2 separate regions of the Mus musculus genome follow, and region 2 is linked to region 1. The links are chromatin loops, found by intact Hi-C in ENCODE. Cell type or tissue: left cerebral cortex. All regions are shown on one strand. Links, peaks and the distances in the headings refer to the core of each region. The heading gives the core; the rest is flanking DNA. Region 1 overlaps Bcas3 (breast carcinoma amplified sequence 3). Region 2 overlaps Bcas3 (breast carcinoma amplified sequence 3).

Region 1 (9,674 bases), core at 691-8,690:
ATGCATGTAATTATCTATAATATATAGTGCAGTTATAACAAAGAAATTGTCCATTAAGTAAAGGAACAATATCGATATACACTACTACCTGAAGCCTGATATAGGGTAGCTACTCGGCAAACATCTGTGTAAGTCTGTAATGTATTTCAAGTTCACTGCAAAATGGAGACCCACTAAACTATTTCTGTAAGATATACATATCGGACTCACTGGGGAAAACTGTTAACTTAGTTGGCTGCAGGAAAAACAAAATTAAAAAACTGCTCTGTCACAGACTCACTAGGGTACAGGACAGCTAGCTGACCCTGGTTGGCATGTCCGGATTGTCTCTGTCCTGTACAAATGAGTATGGCAAGCCTGCATATTGCAGCTCTCAATATTATCTATCTATCCCTTACTTCCCACCCTCCCATTTCAATCCTCTCCTTCTCTTTAAAACCTAGCACTGAATTCATGTTTGAAAACAGCTTGAAACTAGATGCTATGCTAATTTCTGAGCTCCTGACAGCAGTGAAAGTCACGGAGCAAGACAGGGGAGAGTGAAAAGTGCAAATGGAAAACCCTTCCCACAGCACCACCGGTCACTTTTTTAAGTATGCATAACATTTAGTGATGTGACAGCAGCTTCATAAAAACAGCTACAGCAACCAGTGAGAACCACTCAGTTCAAGTGCAGGAGAAAACCTTACACCGTGTACAGAAAGACCAGGAAAGCACTCTGCCTTATAAGTAATGGTGCCCACAGGAATCACAGGAGGAGGCAGTGTCGAAACCCATGGCTGACAGCATCAAGTCAGCAACAGAGACACAAACGCACAAGACACAAAGTAAAAGGATTTGGTACATACTTGTGACAAAAAATTTTTTTGTGAAAGTACAGCTATCAAAGGCAGCAATTTTCTCCTGCAAGACTACGACGAGGATCCTAAAAGTAAAGAGGAAAAAACCGGAAAAGGGACGTGAGTAAACGTGAGATTCTATGAACTGAATCATAAATAATTAAATTATACGTTTAAAACAGAACATTTTAATACATAGAATAAAAAAAGCAAACTCTAAAAATCTCAAAGTAAAAACAATGAAAATTTTCATATAAACAAAGAAAGTGACAGTTATTCTACAGCTGAAAAGTGGCCTACAAACACTTTCATTTTCATATTCTCAAATTAAACAGACGGCATTGAGAATGAATAACATTAACCAGTTGGGTGCTTACTAAAAGCAGTGTTCAATGATATTTAAAGGCAGCATTAAATATAAAATGGCTTTATGTAATCTATCGCTCTAAAGATTGTAGAATTTCTCAGCACATCCAACAAAACCAGAGACATTTGCAGTGAGCATAAGTCAGAATTTCTCAATGAGTCAGTATATTAGAATTTAGCAACAATCGGCATAAACAGTAATTTCAGAGAACAAAGTTTACAAATAATCAGGGTAATAATTTGTAAAATAAAGAATGTATAATTCCACTAATACTTTGATGTAAGGTAAAATTGCTAAAATACATCACAAATATTGAATTAAGAGTTTACTATTTCTTGCAGAAATACAAAAAACACAAACTTAATGATTATTTTAAAAAATCATCCTTAATATTAGATAATCCAAATAAATCTTATTTTAACTTAACATGCAAATCTAATTGACAAATGCTAAAAACTGATCAGGAAAATATTATGATTTATTGTGTAAAAACACACCAAACAAGTCTTGTAAAAGTAGAAAACTTCCACTTACTGATGCAGAAGAATTCTAAATACTATTACTCCTATTATGCCATTGCTATTATTATTCAGCTGTCTGTTGAAAACTCATCTGGTGTTTGTTAGCTGTTTTATTGTTACTAATTACATAATCTGTGGAATGTTCTATATATTATACACTTGTGCATATATAATAGACAGAGACATTGTCCCCATAAAGTACACAATACAAACTTCATTTGTGTCCTATCTGTAAAGACTGTCCCAAGCCCTCCCACATCCTTCCTCAACTCCTCACACTCCCAGCACCTTACAGAGGCAGTATCAAGGTTCCTGTTGTTCCCTCACAGACAATATCCATCATTTTTTTTAAAAAGTCACATAATGGAGTGCACAAAAAAAATTTAAAAACAAACAAACAAACAAAGCCAGACCCTATTCAGTGAGCAGAACCTTCCCTTCCCCAGGCGTGGTGAAGCAGGCCAGCAGGCTGAGGAAGGAGGATCAAAAGTTCAAGAGCTCCTCAAACTATATATATAGTAAGATCGTATCTGAAAAATTATGAAATCAAGAGACCATGAAACTACAAAATAATCAAGCTAAATTATACGTAAATCAATATATAAAAACACAGATAATTTCAAGTATCCTATTTTTAAAAGTACCTTAAATCTGTAAAGTGGAAGAATAAGAATATAAATAGTAACCAACCAAGTTAAGGTTGCATGCAAGTCACTGCAGTACTTGCCACTAGTCACAGTCAGTGCATAAAAGAGTGGCATAATCACAAAACATAACCAAACATATATAGATGGGACCAATAACAGAAACTCAAAGTAAGCAAATGGGCACCGGAATTTAAAAAAAAAAAAAAAAAAGGAGGAGGAGGAGGAAGAGGAGGAAGGGGTCATGCATTCCACCAATTCCACTTATAAACCTGGCAGGACTGATAAAAGAAAGGAGAAAGAGCTCCGTCCTCACCTATCGCCCGACACTCCAGTCACCACACAGATCAAACACAATCGCTACAAACAGCCTAGTGCCCAGGGGTCAATAAAGACAAAGATAACCGAAAACTATACCAGCAAAATGTAATGTCCATGAATAAAATGCTAAACAATTTTTAAAGTACCAAAAAGAATTTTTAATACTAACTAGCCGGGGCTCTGGTCCTAGATCTGGATCTGGCAATAAATTGTTCTGCTTGCCTTCTCCGCACCACACTCCACCCTGTCATCCATCAGAAATCATGAAAAGCGCCTAACTAAAACCCCGGTGTGTATACAATTCTGAGGTAGAAAAGTTTTACATTTACAAGAAACAGGACACCAGATGGCAAGGAAGAAACTCTCAGTAGATAAAGTCAGGTGAGCAGGGAGCAAAAAGGTGTGACACATTACTGTCAGCTACAGGAAGGAGTGCACAGGAGAATTCAGAGCAGAGAGAACTCATGTCCACCTTAAACTTGAGGGATAAATTTTGGTAGTATAATAAAAGTGGGTGTGCCTGGTGGAATACAGACATTGAAACAGCATACAGACAGTGGGTTAGATCAGGATGGAAGCAGGTGTAGTGAGAACTGATCAAGCTCTATACGCAATAGGAAAGAAGAGGTGGGTGGAACAAACCTTTGGCCAATGGTTTTAGAAGATGGGTTCAGTGAGTCCAATGTGAAGACTGACCCTGATACATCAAATCATAGGAACTACGGTTAACTAGAACAGGAACAGAGGTCAACCAAGGACAAATGACAGTTCCTACTTTCAGACCTTGAGGTGGTACCTGGAAGGACATATCTAATAAGGATGGAAAGATATGGATGACAGCTAGGCCTGTGGGGCAGACTTATAATCCCAGGTACTCAGAGGCAAACATAGAAGAACAGGGTATTCAAGATGAGCCTAATCTACACATTGAAGCGGAAAGGTATGGTCAGGACCCTAATGGTAACAGGCTATATAGCACCTGTGAGGCCATGGGTTCAATCCCAAGCACTGAAAATTACTAATGAGGGTAAAGACCATGATGATGGGAGTTTTATGGAAGCCAAGGAAATCTGTCATACATGCTCCAGTTCGGATACAAGGAATAAAAGGGCATTCACCAGAGTGAGCAGCCACACATGGTAGCCTGCAATCATGCACAACTGAAACCACATAAAAGCACATGTTACATAAGAAGTGGAATTAGACTGCAAGGGTGGGAAGCAGAGACCCACGGCTCCAGCGCACAGCACTCCGCTGCCCACTGCACAGAATGCACTCTCTCGGGACATATTGTCGCCGAGTTGTCCTCATTGGCCTTGGGTTTTACCTGAAAATAGTTTTGTCTCTTGGGCTCTGTATACATAAATTTATGCTCTTCAGGAAATGTATAGATCCATCTGGCTTCCTGTTAAACTTTCTACTCTTCTTTCCTATGCTCATGGGCTCCAGTAACTTTTTCTTATTTTTAGTGCCTCTTTTCCTTCTTCCCGCTTGGATTTATGAGACGGTGACATGTATCACAGACTAGCCTCAGGCTGGCGACTTAGAAGAGGATGTCCTCCTGCCTTATCACTCATGTTCTGGAATTACATGGCTGTGTCAGCATGTCCAGCAAACTGCATAATCTCTACAGACCAATATTAATTCTCCCTGCACTGAGTTAACTTGGTACACCCAGTCAGAAGTGCTTGGTGGGCCAGGCGTGGTGGCAAAAGGACAGCCAGGGCTCGTTACATTGAGGAACCCTGCCTTGAAAGACCAGATGTGCTTGGTGCATGCCACTCTCAACACCTTTCAGCATCAAGGGGGCTAGGCCTTGAGCACATTGCTATCTGTGCTTTCAGTGTGCGTCAATCCACTAGCAGGACTGACATGCCTGGTCTCTGCTCCTCTTCACACTGTGGGTAGTGGAGAGAGGGCTTCCTCCCCTGCTCCCCAGTGCTGCGGGCTGCATCTCTTATCTCAGTCCATCTAAAGCTGTGAACTTGTGTCGGCCAATCAGGTGGCAAACAGGAGGGCCTGCTCTGTGAACAGCTACTGGCACTCTCACACTGTTCTAGTCACCTGCTTGTGTGAGCAGCCTGACACTCGGGGTGGAGGAACTCAATTCTGACAGCAGAAAGGAAAACGTGTAACAGCATCAGGAATATTTTAAGTCACAATAGTTGCTTTACTTAAATTATGTAATTACTGAAATGACTTCACAGAAACAGTGTCTGCACTTCCTCTCCCATGACTTTATAGTACCTGACTAAAGTCTCATCATCAAATCAAGTGGAGATGACAACAGCAGGTCATTCTGAGAACTCCCTGAATGAACCTCTTCGTGAACAGTCCCGGAAGTACGCACTGAGATACCTAGTCAGCCCTCAAAAGGTCCAGAGCCCCTGATGAAGGCAGGAGGGGCCTCTGTGTTAGTGCTGCTACCCTGAACCACAGGACTGTGCTCACCTCCCCTCTGCACACTTTTGCCCAGAAAATGCTGCACTGCACAAAAAAAAAAAAAAAAAAAAAAAGAGTTTGCATACACACACCCATCTGGTCCTGCACGAATCCCCAGTCTCTGAGGATTCTCTCAGGTACCTGTCAGCTATATACTTGCCTCTGAGGAGGTGGAGCATGAGGAAGGATCTCTGACATTGTCCTAAAAGGTCTCCTGAACCCTTGTTGCGGATCTCAGAATTGTCCTGTGTAGTTACAGCATTCACTCCTGAATCATTGTGTAATACAGCTGTGGTGATTTTGTGTGCAGCTGTTAAGGATCTGTGTGCTTTCTGAAGAAAGGCAGGTCCAGACCCAGGTGACTATGAAGATTTGGGGGGAATCAGGAGCTTTACTGTGAAGCTTTTGGCTACACATACACTATGGTATTAATATTTAAACAGCAACTATATATTGTTGATTTCCTCTCTAACTTAAGTTCAGCAAACAATTTAAACAAAAAAAGAGTCAGAGTTTTGCTGCTCTGTGTAAATGTTCATGAATTTATAATATATAAAGAAAGAATGTATATTCTGATGTTGCATTCTAATAAATCCATTTGGGAAAGCTTGGAAAGTTCCTGGCCGCAAACCGTTCCCCACACAGCTCTGAGACAGGGTGAACACAGTGTACTGTTTCTAGTTCACTAAGTCCTTCCTCGGCATCTACAACTCGCAACTTGAGTTTGAGTGTACTCACAGACACAGAATTGATTTCAGGGCTTCCCACACACAAAAGACAAATTTCTTATGCCCCATGTTTGGGGCTTTTTTGTAAGATTTACTTATTTACACTCATTTTTGAGAATGTGGGTTGGCATGGACATACTGTCAGAACGGTGTGGATGTGTGCGGAGCTCAAAAGACAATGTCAGATATCCTTCCTCATGCTCCACCTCCTTAGAGGCATCTTGTACCCAGACTAGCGGGCCCATGAGCATCCCAGGATTCCGCTGGCCCTGCCTCCCACCTTGCCTTAGGATTGTTAGGGCAACCGGTGCCTGTGGTTCCTCCCTGGGTTCTTGGGGTTGAATTCCTGGAGCTGTTTTTCACAGAGCCACTCTCCCATCTTAAGTGTCTGCTCTTAGTGGCAGAAGATTTGCACTTGGTATCTCTGACTCTGGTCAAGGTTTTTCTCTTCCCTCCTATGAAGCAAAGTGCCACACAGACTGAATTCCTAAGATTCTTTCTTCTCTAACAGCTTGTGTAAAAATGTTATTAACACTAGAATTCACACAGCTTAATCTACATTTGAATATTTTCTCATAATTTTAAAGAAAGAAAACTGATCACAACCACTATTGTGAAATGTTAAGGAATAAAAAAGCATACTAAATCATTAGGCAAAATGCAGTCATGCATGCCTAAAACCCAACACTGAAGACACTAAGCCCAGAGGACAACAAGACCAAGGAGAGCCTGGGTAACCTGGCAAGACTTTGTAACAAAATAATATAAAGTTAGAGGGGGCAGAGGGCAGCCCAGTCCTCAAACTAATGCTTAAGGGCTCAGGTTGAAGTTTTATGCATGAGTATTTGCATATGTAACATCCAGGTTTGACCTCACCACTGAAAAGGAAGAGAAACGCCCCATTCCAATACTTGATTTCCTGTACTCTCAAGAACACCGCCTGTGATCCTCCATTTATATAAATTCCACTCATATCTCTCTACATCGAATAACAACTCGTGGCTAGATCAGGAGGCTGGAAAGTACTCAATGTGAAATCTTAACTGTTTCATTGGAAAGAAATTTGAACTTATTTTCAAATTCAATGACTAGAAATCACCTGCCTTCTACATGTCAAAGAGACACATTATAATTTGAACATAAGCTTATGAAAAACACTTACCGCTTGTTACAGTGAAGATCATAAATGGGTGTTTTAAACTGAATGGACTTGACCATTTCCCCAGTCCGGAGTGAATACAGATCCACACAGCAGTACGGTGGTGTCGTGCTAAAAAACAAACATTACTTTAAGTTAAGGAGAAAAGACAGCACAATAAACATTTTCTCAGCACATGATACCAAGAAATATATTTAGTGGTTATCACACAGAATAAAAATAATACAGCCAGGCAACTCATTTTTTAAAATGTAGCATCAGGTCCAGGAGGGTGACCCAGGCCTTTATTTCCAACACTGCAGAGGCAGAGGCAGGCAGAACTAAGAGCTCCACACCAGGAATGGCTGTAGAACTAATGCTGTGAAGGAGAACATCTCAATTTTGTAAACAGATTAGTAACATGCTCATGGTAAGAAATGCTTCCTAGATTTGATTAAAGGATTAAAATGATTTCAAAATGAACAAATAAAATTGGTAGATAATGTATATGGATGTAAAAGTACTGCAGAGTATGATGCAAAAATTAAGTGGTAGAGAAAAGGCTCATTTTCTCAGTTGAGCTCAGCACAGGAAGTCAGTTCTGTGCATAACTGAAAACCCAGTTTACAGGGAAGAAAGCTGCCTGTATTTACCATAAACTTGGTTTTGTGTGTATATAAAGCTCAAAGGTGTGAAGAGAAGGACACAGATTATGTCCCTGAACGTTAAAGAAAACTGCTGTGGCTGATACATACTTGCCACCCGAGCTCCAGCCCTAGTTGTCTCTCACCTATACCTACACCATGTACCCCAAGAGACCCAAGATACTGTTTAAACACACACACACAGAATTAAAATTGTAAAACAAATATCATTTTAAAGCACAAAAACAGTAAGATTCATTAGAAACTGGCTTCCTCTCTGTATAAAAATAGACAGCAGTTGAGTGACAGCAGGGAGCAGTGTGGCACAGAGCACTAAGTGGGCTGAGCAACCCTTGGTGTTGGGGAACTGCTGTCCTCCATGACAGTAAGGTATTACCTTGCATGTACACAGCAACTCAAGAGGGAGAAATTTTCTGAAATCTTGAAATTTAGTTTCTAAAATTAACAAAAGTAAAATACTACACCCAAAATTAATCTGACCCTTTACTGCTAAGAGAACAAGTTAGCAACCAATGAAGCAGTGTGTCCTTTCCAGTGAAGTGCTCATGGCAGTGGAAGCCAACTGCTTCACTGGTCCCATGCAAAGAATTCTTTTCCAAAATCCCCAGACAGGAGGAGAACTGCCACAAAGCCTCACTTCAATACTAACTGAACTAACAAGACAACACTATAAACAATGTACATACTGGGGAACCACTTAACCATTAGTAAAAAGAAGTTATCTTTTAAAGTAAGATTTCTTATTAATTCATGAGGCAGCCAAAATCTTCCCGACACGTTCTCTTGTTCAGTGATTGATTCACAGACAGCTGACGAGAAAGTTCCCATTAAACTCTGGGTCTATATATCTCACAACTTGCTACACTGCAAGACAAGCTCTGCTTTGTCCTGCCACCCCCCCCCCCCAACATGTGTGCCAAAGAAGCCAATACCATAATAAAGTTATATATATATATAATAAAGTAGTCCAGGTTCTAGAAAGCTCAGTGATCGGGCCACTGGACCAGACCTCGCATCAAAATGATGCTGATTTTTAAAGAAACCCAAGGATGTAACTAGTTATTTCGAGTGAAAGGTTGAGTCTATAGGCTCAACAGATTGGATACAACTAAATTAGAAAATGAGTGTATAAAATCCTCTGAATCAGTACAGAGAGACTGTCTTTTAACACACATGTATCAAAATGAACAATAAATATAGTTTGTAATTTTTATGATAAATACAGTGATGGATGTAATTTGGCTCAATTGAATTTTCCTTATATAAATGAGGTGTTTTATAGTAAGTTACAAAGCAACAATTGGTTAGCAGTTGTACACGACTCATATCCATGACAGGGGTTGTTAATATTTCATAGGGAAAGGCCTGATTTTCATATATTATGATAGCCAAAGGAATGGAATTTCCAGACATTTAAGTGAGAAAGGTTGATTATGTCTAGTTAAAGGCCAAGGCTTTTTTCCTTACTAATGAAAAAGTTTTCTCTAGAAGCAATTGTAAACCACAGGACAACCTGGATCCCATGATGAGAAAATATTGAAAATATAATGAATACAGGACAGGCATCAATAAGAGCCCAGCAACATTATATATATGAATATATATATAATGAATGAATATATAGTTGAAATTACCCCAAGCAAGCAAAAATAACTGTACTTACCAACTCTGAATAATCATATACAATAAAGCCAGCCTAAACTCTCCAATTCAGAATTAACTGTGAAAACCTACTTCCAGCTCTATTCCTTATAGTCTTTCCTTCACATTCTCCTTGATAATTAGATGTTTCCAATATAACTTCTGTGTGTTGACTCTTATGTGAATTTGACACGGGCTAGAGTCATCTGAGAGGAGGGAACCACAATTTAGAAAATGCCTCCATGACCATCCAGAAACTGCCCTACCTAGGGATCCATCCCATAAACAACCACCAAACCCAGACCCTATTGCAGATACCAACAAGAGCTTGCTGACAGGTGCGAATAAAGCTGTCTCCTGAGAGGCTC
Region 2 (9,674 bases), core at 755-8,754, 53 kb after region 1:
AAAATACGCTATTTAAAAATGGGCAAAAGACCTGGAAAGTCCACAACTTTGACCCCAGCACTTAGGAAACAGGAGAGAGAACTATAGGGAGAGGGAACTATAGGCCATCCAAGGCTGCATAGCAAGATCTTCATAGCAAGGCTTCATGTCATTGTGGAACTGCCTATCACAACTGTAAGGTGCCCAACACAGCTCTTTCAGGGGACAACACTGACAGCAGCAGGTGGGCAGGACACACAGCAACAACACTCTCGTTCATTACTATACAACTAAAAAGATGGAAGACAGTGTGACAGTTCCTTCAAAACTAAACATGCTCTACCACACGAGGACCACAGCTTCCTGGATACTTATGTAGAAGTTTGAATACCCATGGTAGTTTTATTTACTTCTAACAGACATACTGAGCTAAACATGGATGAAACCAGCATGTCCTCCTGTAGGTGAATGGATAAACCACCCTTGCTTGTGGTAAAATATTCAGAACTGAAAGGAAAGGAATGAGCTATCAAATATGAAGCAAAGTTAACTACATTTCACTCTATGAAAGAAGCCGAGAGGAAAGCAAGTGTACTGACTGAGTCCTGCCACGTGACATTCAGAGAAAGGCAAGACGATGAACTTCTAAACACAATGAAGAAATATTAGTCAAGTACTTCGATTTTTTTAGAGATTTATGTATACTAAAGTGTATGTGTTTACTGTACAAGTATACCCCATGTGTGAGAAAAGAGCCTCCACAATGGCAGTCTTCATGTACCCCAAATGCTCTCAAGGCTGGGACAGGAAAATCACAAATTCAAGACTTACTGGAGTACAGAAGCAGCTCAACTCTGAACTGGGCATAAAGCTCAAAGGTTTAGATAGCACTCACCCAGATCACAGGCCAGAAAGAACTCAACGGCATTGAGAAAAGAAACACTGCTGGAAATTAACAAGATTTGCAATATAGTTTATCAATGTCTAATAAAACCAAGCATATGCTTACACATCCCAGCAATCACACTTGTAAATAAAGACCCATGAGAAATCAATACATACATCACACAGTACTAAGGGCAGTTTAACCTAACCACTAAACTGGAAATAACCAAAATACCATGGCAAGTACAACACAGCCAAACAGTGGGAAGGAAGCTACCCAAAACTGAAATGGGAGTTACAATCTAACCCAGGGCTAGGGAGATGGCTCAGTCAGTAAGAGTGCTTGCTTGTACTTCAAGGAGGAGGATGAGCGGTTACTAAGTCATGGCTGTGTCTGCAGGTAATACCAGAGTTGGGAGAACAGCCAAGACAATGACTCCTGGGAACTCAGTAACCAGTCAGCCTAACTGAACATGCAGCTTCTGGTTCAGTGACAAACCCTATCTTTAAAGGAGTAAGCTGAAGCAAGACAGAGAAAAACACCCGACGACCTTCTCCAGGCCAGCGTGGCAATGTGCAAGCACACACCACAACTATTAAAATTAAGGTTTCTGAACAGTATGACACAGATGACTCTCAAAAGCATGACACAAAACTTAGACAAGCATGATAATGTACGCCTGCAATCTTTTAACTTGAAAAGCTGAGGCTGGGGGGTCAAAGAACAACAGGGAAAGGAAAGAAGGCAGCAGAAGTGGAGGAGAAGAGAGGGGAAGGAAAAGAAGAGGAAAGGAGGAGAGATGACTCAGCCACTGGTAACTCATAGCAGAACTTTAGTTAGTCCCAAAATGAGACTCTATGGTAGAGTGCTTTACTAGAACCTGAAGCCAGACAAAGCACTACTAAACAAACCAAGTAGAAACCCACTCAATGACCAAGTAATGGGCCAAAGAACAGACTGTGTGGATATACCACAGTCTACCAACTGATAAATACTTGGATAATTTCCATATTCGTGTAATGCTGCTATGAAATTCATGTATACATTCTTGAATGGACATATATTTTCAATCTTATATGGACATTATATTTCATTTCTTGGTTGTATACCTAGTAACAGAATTGATGGGTTCATGTGGTAACTCTATATATAACATTTTAAGGAACATCAAACTAGTTTTCAACATAACTACACTAATGATACATTCCCAAGGACCATGATTGAAGGTTCCAATTTTTCCACATCCTTCCCACATGTGTTTTATTCTGCTGTGTGTTGTAACTGTCCTAGGGCATTCCAGGTTGACAGTGGGGCTCTCTGAAATCATGACAGGCCTACATGCTGAATGTGGTAGCAGTGACATAACTACAGCTACTTGTTTGCTCATCAAACAGTGCTCCTCAAATTCATTAATTTTGAGGTAAATAAGTTTTATTTCAATAAAGGTAAATTTTACTTATTTTATACAAGGTATTACTTAGCAAATGTCGAGTTTCAGGTTTCATGCCAAAGAATATGTCACAAATACAGATTTTTAGGAACAATGAGATGTCCATGAAGACCCAGTCTCAGTGAGAGCATTTAACCCGTGACAGTCATCTGTTTATTTGGGTCACTATCATTAAACCCACAGTAATTTCACAGCCACTCATTATACCTGATTTCCTAAACCTGGACTGAGATAGCCAATGTTGTGAGTTCATTTCAAGCCACAAAAAAGCAATCAAATATTTCTTCTAAAGACTTATTAAAAACATACAAAATTCACTGCTGTATTTTTGACAATTAAATGCAGTAATGGAAGAAAATGGGTTCTCTGTGTATTTGACCCCGTGTCCCCCTTTTTTTTTTAAAGATGTATTTATTTATTTTAAGTATATGAGTACACTTTAGTTGTGAGCCTTCACGTGGTTGTTGGGAATTGAACTCAGGACCTCTGCTTGCTCCAGTCAACCCCGCTCACTCCAGCCCAAAGATCTATTTATTATTATACATAAGTACACGGTAGCTATCTTCAGACACACCAAAAGAGGGCATCAGATCTCATTACTGGAGCCACCATGTGGTTGCTGGGACTTGAACTCAGGACCTTCAGAAGGGCAGTCAGTGTTCTTACCCTCTGTCATCTTGCCAGCCTGTCCCCGTGTCTGTTATGTTCACATCCCTCCAAGTGTGACAGAGACACTGAAGGTATTTTATATCTTCACAGTGAAATATAAATACAGAATAAGCTAAAAAGACACAATTCTCTACATAGAGGCCCAGTTGGCCTGTAACTTGCTATGTAGACCAAGCTGGACTTGAATTCAGAGGTCCACCAGGAGCAGTATACTAACTGCTATATCTGGCCTCAAAATAAAACCACACTAATAGGTAAGTACGCAGTTCTTAGAGCCTAGAAACACCTGGATTTGATAAAAATATATCCTGACATTAAAACCAAACTAATGAGGATGCTGACATGGAGGTAACGTGCAATTGCAGCCTTCAACCAGAAAAGCATTCACACAGGTCACTAAGTTAGAATCCTCTTCTAGATCCCTCCTTGGCAGGGGGTGGGGGGTATTTACACAGCATTTACATGTGTTGTACCATACATCAAAGCACATGCCACACCCCGCCAAAAACAGAATTGGCAGACATTCTCATTCCTCTGAACAGGACCCGGATGAACAGAGCCACCTAAAGCATAGGCTTGGAAAACAGATGGTCCTAAATTACTCGAATCAGTATGGCTTCCATGCTAAAGAGGAGGTGCTAGAAACAAACACACACCACCCATGGACACAGAGAAGTAAATAGAGCAGAAAACAGGAGGGAAGGCCCAAATCTCAGAGTTCAGCCATTTAAAATGTCAATAAGCCTGTTCCTCTTCTGTGTAGCATAGTGCTGATAACTGTGAGCACGTGGCAGCTGGCCTACTGCTGGAGGTGCGTGTGCGTGTGCGTGTGCGTGTGTGTGTGTGCGCCCGCGTGTGTGCATGTGTTTGCATGCACTCATGTCTTTAACCACATTTGTTTAACCACAGCCATAAAAATGTTACATCAAAAATATCACACCAGCATTTCTTTAGAATTTAGTCATAAATTCTGACTTCATACAGCTGAACAAATCAAATGATTCTCCTTTGAACATGACAAAAACCAGATTTAACTTATAACTAATACAGCTGTATGTATATGGAAGTTTGTGAGATCAGAAAACTACAGTAAGGAAAAAGTTAAAAACAATGAGCTGTATAAAAGATGAAATATAACAGTTTTTAGAAACAATGAAAAAATTCTAGGTTTTGAAAGAGAACAGGGTTCACAATATAAAAATCAGCATGTGTGTGTGTGTACACACACAAGCCACATATATAAAGAACATAAAGCAGGTCTGTGGGTTAGGTACATAAATTAGTTTTACATATGCATGAATGATAAGGGAGAAAATGCAGCCACTTTACACGTGTTCTGCTCAGGCTCGGAACAGCCATCTCCTCCCCCAGAAATAACTCACTGAGTCACTGTTTTAATTTTTGGTTTTTCTTTTTTGTTTCGTGTGTGTGTGTGTGTGTGTGTGTGTGTGTGTGTGTGTGTGTGTATACTTGTGTGTATACATGTACTTGTGTAGAGTTCTTGTAGAACCCAGAAGAAGACACGAGATCCCTAGAGCTGGCATTTGTGATCCTAAATACTGGAACCTCCGCAAGAACAGTACAGCCCTCAACCCCTGAGCCATTGCTTCAGCACCATCACTTTCTCTCTTTCTTTTCCATCCTTCCTTCTTTCCTTCCTTCCTCAAAATAGTAACAGTAAGCTAGCCAATAGGGATCCTAGGAACTAAATCGAGGTCCTCTGCAAGGTCAGCAGATGCTGTCAAACACTAAACCATCTCTCTAGCCCCCGATTTTGTTTTCTGAGATAGAGTCTCAAGTAGCCCAGGGCTGTCTCATATTCACCATACAGCCACTACAGAGCCTCCATGATGGTTTCTATCGACTGTCAACCTGAAAAGATCATAATCACCTAGCAAACAGGCCTGTGGGTGTGCCAGTGAGGGGCTACCTAGGTTAGCCTTGAAGCATATCTGCCATGGAACATAGAGAGCAGGTTAATGGGGGCAGGAAGACTACTCTGAATGCAGTTGGCAATATCCTGTTTGCTGGGACCCCAGACAGCACAGAAGGGAAAGGAATAGCTGAGGAATAGCTTGGTGCTCTGCTTCCTGCAGATGCAATGTGCACTCTGCTTCAAGCTCCTCCTTCACTACTCTGGGAATTATAACCTTCAACCACAAGCCAAAAGGAATCTTTCCTTGAAGTTTGTTTTTTCAGGTATTTTATTAAACAGTAAGGAAAGTCACTATTAGAAATAATGCCTCCAGGGCTGGAGACATGCGTGGCTCAGTGTTTAAGAGCACTGGCTGCTCTTCCAAAGGTCCTGAGTTCAATTCTCAGCAAGCAAATGGTGGCTCACAACCATCTGTAATGATTCGATGGCCTCTTCTGGTGTGTCTGAAACAGCTACAGTGTACTCACATACAAAATAAATAAATAAATAATTTTTTAAAAAAGAATGAGAGAGTGCCTCTACCTCCTGTTTCTCCTGCCTTCACCTCCCAGTGCTGAGGAATGTTATCAACACCACTAAAAGTTGAATTTATTTCCAGACAGGGGCTCAACATGTAGCCCACGCTGCGCTCAACCTCTACAGCCAACACAACTAGCAACTCACCTGCCTCAGGCTCCAAAGTGCTGGGATAACAGATGTTAGTCACCAAGCTCAGATTAAAGAAATTATCATAAACTCAAGCACAATAACTACATAAAAATCATCACTTATATAAAAATATACACAATGCATTCAATTGTACAAGTGAGTTTCCAAAACTAAACTCACTACTTAGATTAATACAAAAATCGAATTTACGTTTCAAGACAAATATTCAAGGAATATCAGCATCAAGTTTCTTCTTTGTTATTATTATTACCTTTATGTGAACCTTAAGAGTCTTTTTAATCATTTCAAATTAGCATGTAAGATCTTAAATCATTAAAGTATTTCTTGTTTGTTTGATTTTTAGATTTCTTTCTGTAGCCCTGGCTGTCCTGGAACCCACTCTGTACACCAAGCTGACCTCCAATCTGCCTGCCTCTGCCCTCCAAGTACTGCGATTAAAGGTGAGCACCACCACCCTCAGCGTCATTAAAACATTTTCAAATAGATGATGTTTTAGCAGTTTCTATTTCCCCCTTACTTCCCACCTACTTCAAATTTTTATTGATATAAAAATTGATTGGTTATAGCTTTTTACATTTCTTTAACAGATGACCTCATGCACCCGGGCTGGCATACAACTCTCTATAGAACTGAAGATCACTCTGAACTCCCTACACTCCCTGAATGCTGGGATTACAGATATGTAAACCATATCTGGTTTTGCAGGACCTAGGGGCCCACACATGTTGGACAAACTCACCACCAACAGAACTACACTATAGTTTTGTTTTATAAGACCTTTAATTGGAAAAAAATTAATGATTTGGATTCACTAAGAATGTACTGAGGGGTTGGATAGTGGCTCAGTGAAGAGCACTGACTGCTTTGTCAAGAGCAGCCTGGTTTGATTCCCAGCACTTACAAGTCAGCTCAAAACTATCTATAACTACAGCTCCAGGGGATTCAAGCCTTTCACACAGACATTCATCCAGGCAAACAACAATGCACAGAAAAGCAAATTATTAAAAACTATTAGTTTAAAAAAATGTGACAGCCCCCTTGGCGCACACTTTTAATCCCAGAACTCGGGAGGCAGAGGCAGGAGGATTTCTGAGTTTGAGGCCAGCCTGGTCTACAAAGTGAGTTCCAGGACAGTCAGAGCTATACAGAGAAACCCTGTCTCGAAAAAAAACAAAACAAAAAAAAAAAAGTATTGGTAGTGACGTACTCCAGAGGCAGAGACAGATGGATCTCTGAGTTCAAGGCCAACTTGATCTACAGAGTATGTTTTAGGACAGCCAGAGCTGCACAGAGAAACCTTGTCTTGAAACAAGAAAGAAAGAAAGAAAGAAAGAAAGAAAGAAAGAAAGAAAGAAAGAAAGAGAGAGAGAGAGAGAGAGAGAGAGAGAGAGAGAGGAAAGAGAGAGAGGAAAGAGAGAGAGAGAGAGGAGGGGAGGGGAGGGGAGGAGAGGGGAGGGGAGGGGAGGGGACAGGAGAAGAGAAGAGAAAAGAGAAGAGAAGAGAAGAGAAGAGAAGAGAAGAGAAGAGAAGAGAAGAGAAGAGAAGAGACGAGACGAGACGAGACGAGACGAGACGAGACGAGACGAGACGAGACGAGACGAGACGAGACTGCACTGAAGCACAGGAGACAGGAGAAATGCTCAATGGCTGAGAGTGCTTGCAGCTCCTTCAAAGGGCAGCTCGAAGCACCCACATCAGTCAGACCGCCCACAGCTCCAGGAAATCTGACAACATCTTCTGGCATTTGTAAATACTTACACACACATGGATATGCATATGTTTACACATAGACATAGCACACATACACATAAACAATAAGTCATTCAAAGAATATACTGAAACCCTGATAATGTCCAAATAAGCAGAGACCCATACTGTAGCAGCACAGAGAGATACCCACCTACTGCACCATTACAGCACATAGTGCTGGCCATACACATCACACCCCCACAGCACCACAGGGCTGACCATTAGCTGTTACACCCTTACAGCACCAGTGCTGATCTCCTACAGGATAAAACCACATTCAACTTGTTCAGGTTCTTTTTTGTTTTTGTTTTTAACCAGAGGGCAGATTTACCAAAAAAAATTAGGCCTCAACTTCCAAGAGCACACCATATAATAATATTCAACAAATATTCATTAGGACTTCATAACAAGCACTCTAATGAACCACAGAATGTATCAGGCTGGCAAGATGACTCAATGGACAAAGCATTTACCACACAAAACAACTCAAGGACCTGGACCCTGTAAAAAGAGAAAACCAACTCCGACCTCTCCATCTATGCTATGGTACATACATCATATGCATGTTCACATACACACACGATACATTGTTTTAAAACAATGACAAGTCTACAAGTGTACACTGACGAGCAGCAGCACGGTGAGAACACACACTTCACAGAGTGCAGGGTCAGGAGGGTCAGCGGGACTGTTCTAAAGGAGGAACAGCACCAGGTCTAGTGACTATACCTGTAAGGCTGAAGCAACAAGAGGCAGCCTGGGCTGCAGAGATGAGACTCTGATCAGCATCCTGAATTTAATCCCAAAAGACAGAAATCCCAGCAACCACATGGTTGAGATCTGACGTCCTCTTCTGGTGTGTCTGAAGACAGCTATAGTGTATTTAGATATAATAATAAATAAATCTTTAGGCCGGTCAGAGCGAGTGGGGCTAACTGGAGCAAGCAACCTTTGGTCCTAGCAACCACATGATGGCTCACAACCATCAGTACAGCTACAGTGTACCCATAAACATTAAATAAATAAATCTTTAGAAAGGAAGGGGAAGGGGAAAGGGAAGGGGAAGGGGAAGGGGAAGGGGAAGGGGAAAGGGAAGGGGAAGGAAAGGGAAGGGAAGGGAAGGGAAGGGAAGGGAAGGGAAGGGAAGGGAAGGGAAGGGAAGGAAAGGAAAGGAAAGGAAAGGAAAGGAAAGGAAAGGAAAAAAAGAAATTGTAACAAAAACCAAAAAGATGCAGACTAGCTGACTGGATTTTAAAAGTCCATGACAGCAGAAAGGGATTGCTCGGCGTGTCAAGGATTTGAGTCAATGGGAGAGTGCTTGCCTAAAAAGCACAAGGCCCTGAGTGTCAGTCTTTAGTCCTGGAAGATTAGAAAATAAAATTAAGAATATAAACTACAGAAAGAGAGAGCAAACAAACCTCACCAGGACTACAAGCCTAGCACGGGCAATTTGGTGAGCCTCTGCCTCAGAATGCAAAGGTGACAGGACAACTGGGCACACAGCTCAGCAACGCAGTACTTGCCTAACATGACTGAGACCCTGAGTTTAGTCCCTACTGCATATATAGGATTTAAATAAAACTTAGGTGACAAAAACATGCACCCCAATTGAAGGCAGTTCCCACAACTATAGACTCCACATCAGTACACTGAAGGTGCCCCTAACACTACAAAGTATATGAACACAGGGAACAAAGCCACATTCCTGACAGAGTAACAGGATACATAAAAAGAAAAAGATGTCAAAATGTCTTCAGACTCTTCCACATAACTCAAAACTAATGCCTACAAAACTCGGAAATAATGTGATGATAACCAAGCAGTTGCTGGGCAGCCAAGCATTCAGAGAGAATAAAGACATTTCACACAATGGGTACGAGCTCTCCCTAACTTGTGTTTGCAGAAAGCTACAGAAGGACCACCCCCAAAATGTACGAGTGAAGCATGATGGGACAACCCCAGGAGGACTGTTTATTTTTTAACTTAAATTTTATGAGTTCTGTCCCATGTATTACATTTAATAAAAACAAATATTAAAACTTAACCAAATACATTAAGATGACATATAAAGAGGTTTTGTCAGAACATTTATCCTGTAAAACTGTACTTTAGATCTAAAAGAGTCTATTAGTGGAAATAATTTATTGACTAACAAAGCAATTTAAAGCAACTTTAATACAAGCAAAAGTTGAGAAATATTGATTAGTAACTTAATAAGCAAAAGAACTTCATAAATAAAATGAAAAAGTCAGAAATCTGCTTCTGTTAATTACACATGAGAGAAAGAACAGTCTGTTATTGTTACAAGTCCTTGTGGACAACCCTAAGGATCCCAA

Evidence for each region. A loop is a pair of places that touch in the nucleus more often than their neighbours do. Peaks named below come from ENCODE experiments on the same cell type or tissue, not always from the same donor. Only the 100,000 strongest peaks of a DNase experiment are listed, where the experiment ranks them.
Region 2: a loop joins it to region 1, with 1.8 times the contacts of the local background. A loop is called at or near these places in 4 of 42 quality-filtered maps.

What each region holds. Positions count from the first base shown.
Region 1 is chr11:85,449,119-85,458,792 of GRCm38, reverse strand. It overlaps Bcas3 (breast carcinoma amplified sequence 3), which reads right to left. Exons shown (of 24, transcript NM_001166643.1): 8 at 7,025-7,132; 9 at 849-925. Among named protein-coding and RNA genes, the nearest start is that of Bcas3, 100 kb to the right of the region's middle. In left cerebral cortex, for the core only: no CTCF peak of the experiment used is centred there; no DNase peak of the experiment used is centred there.
Region 2 is chr11:85,396,670-85,406,343 of GRCm38, reverse strand. All of the region lies in intron 6 of Bcas3 (breast carcinoma amplified sequence 3), which reads right to left. Among named protein-coding and RNA genes, the nearest start is that of Bcas3, 48 kb to the right of the region's middle. In left cerebral cortex, for the core only: no CTCF peak of the experiment used is centred there; a DNase peak (open chromatin) is centred at 4,372.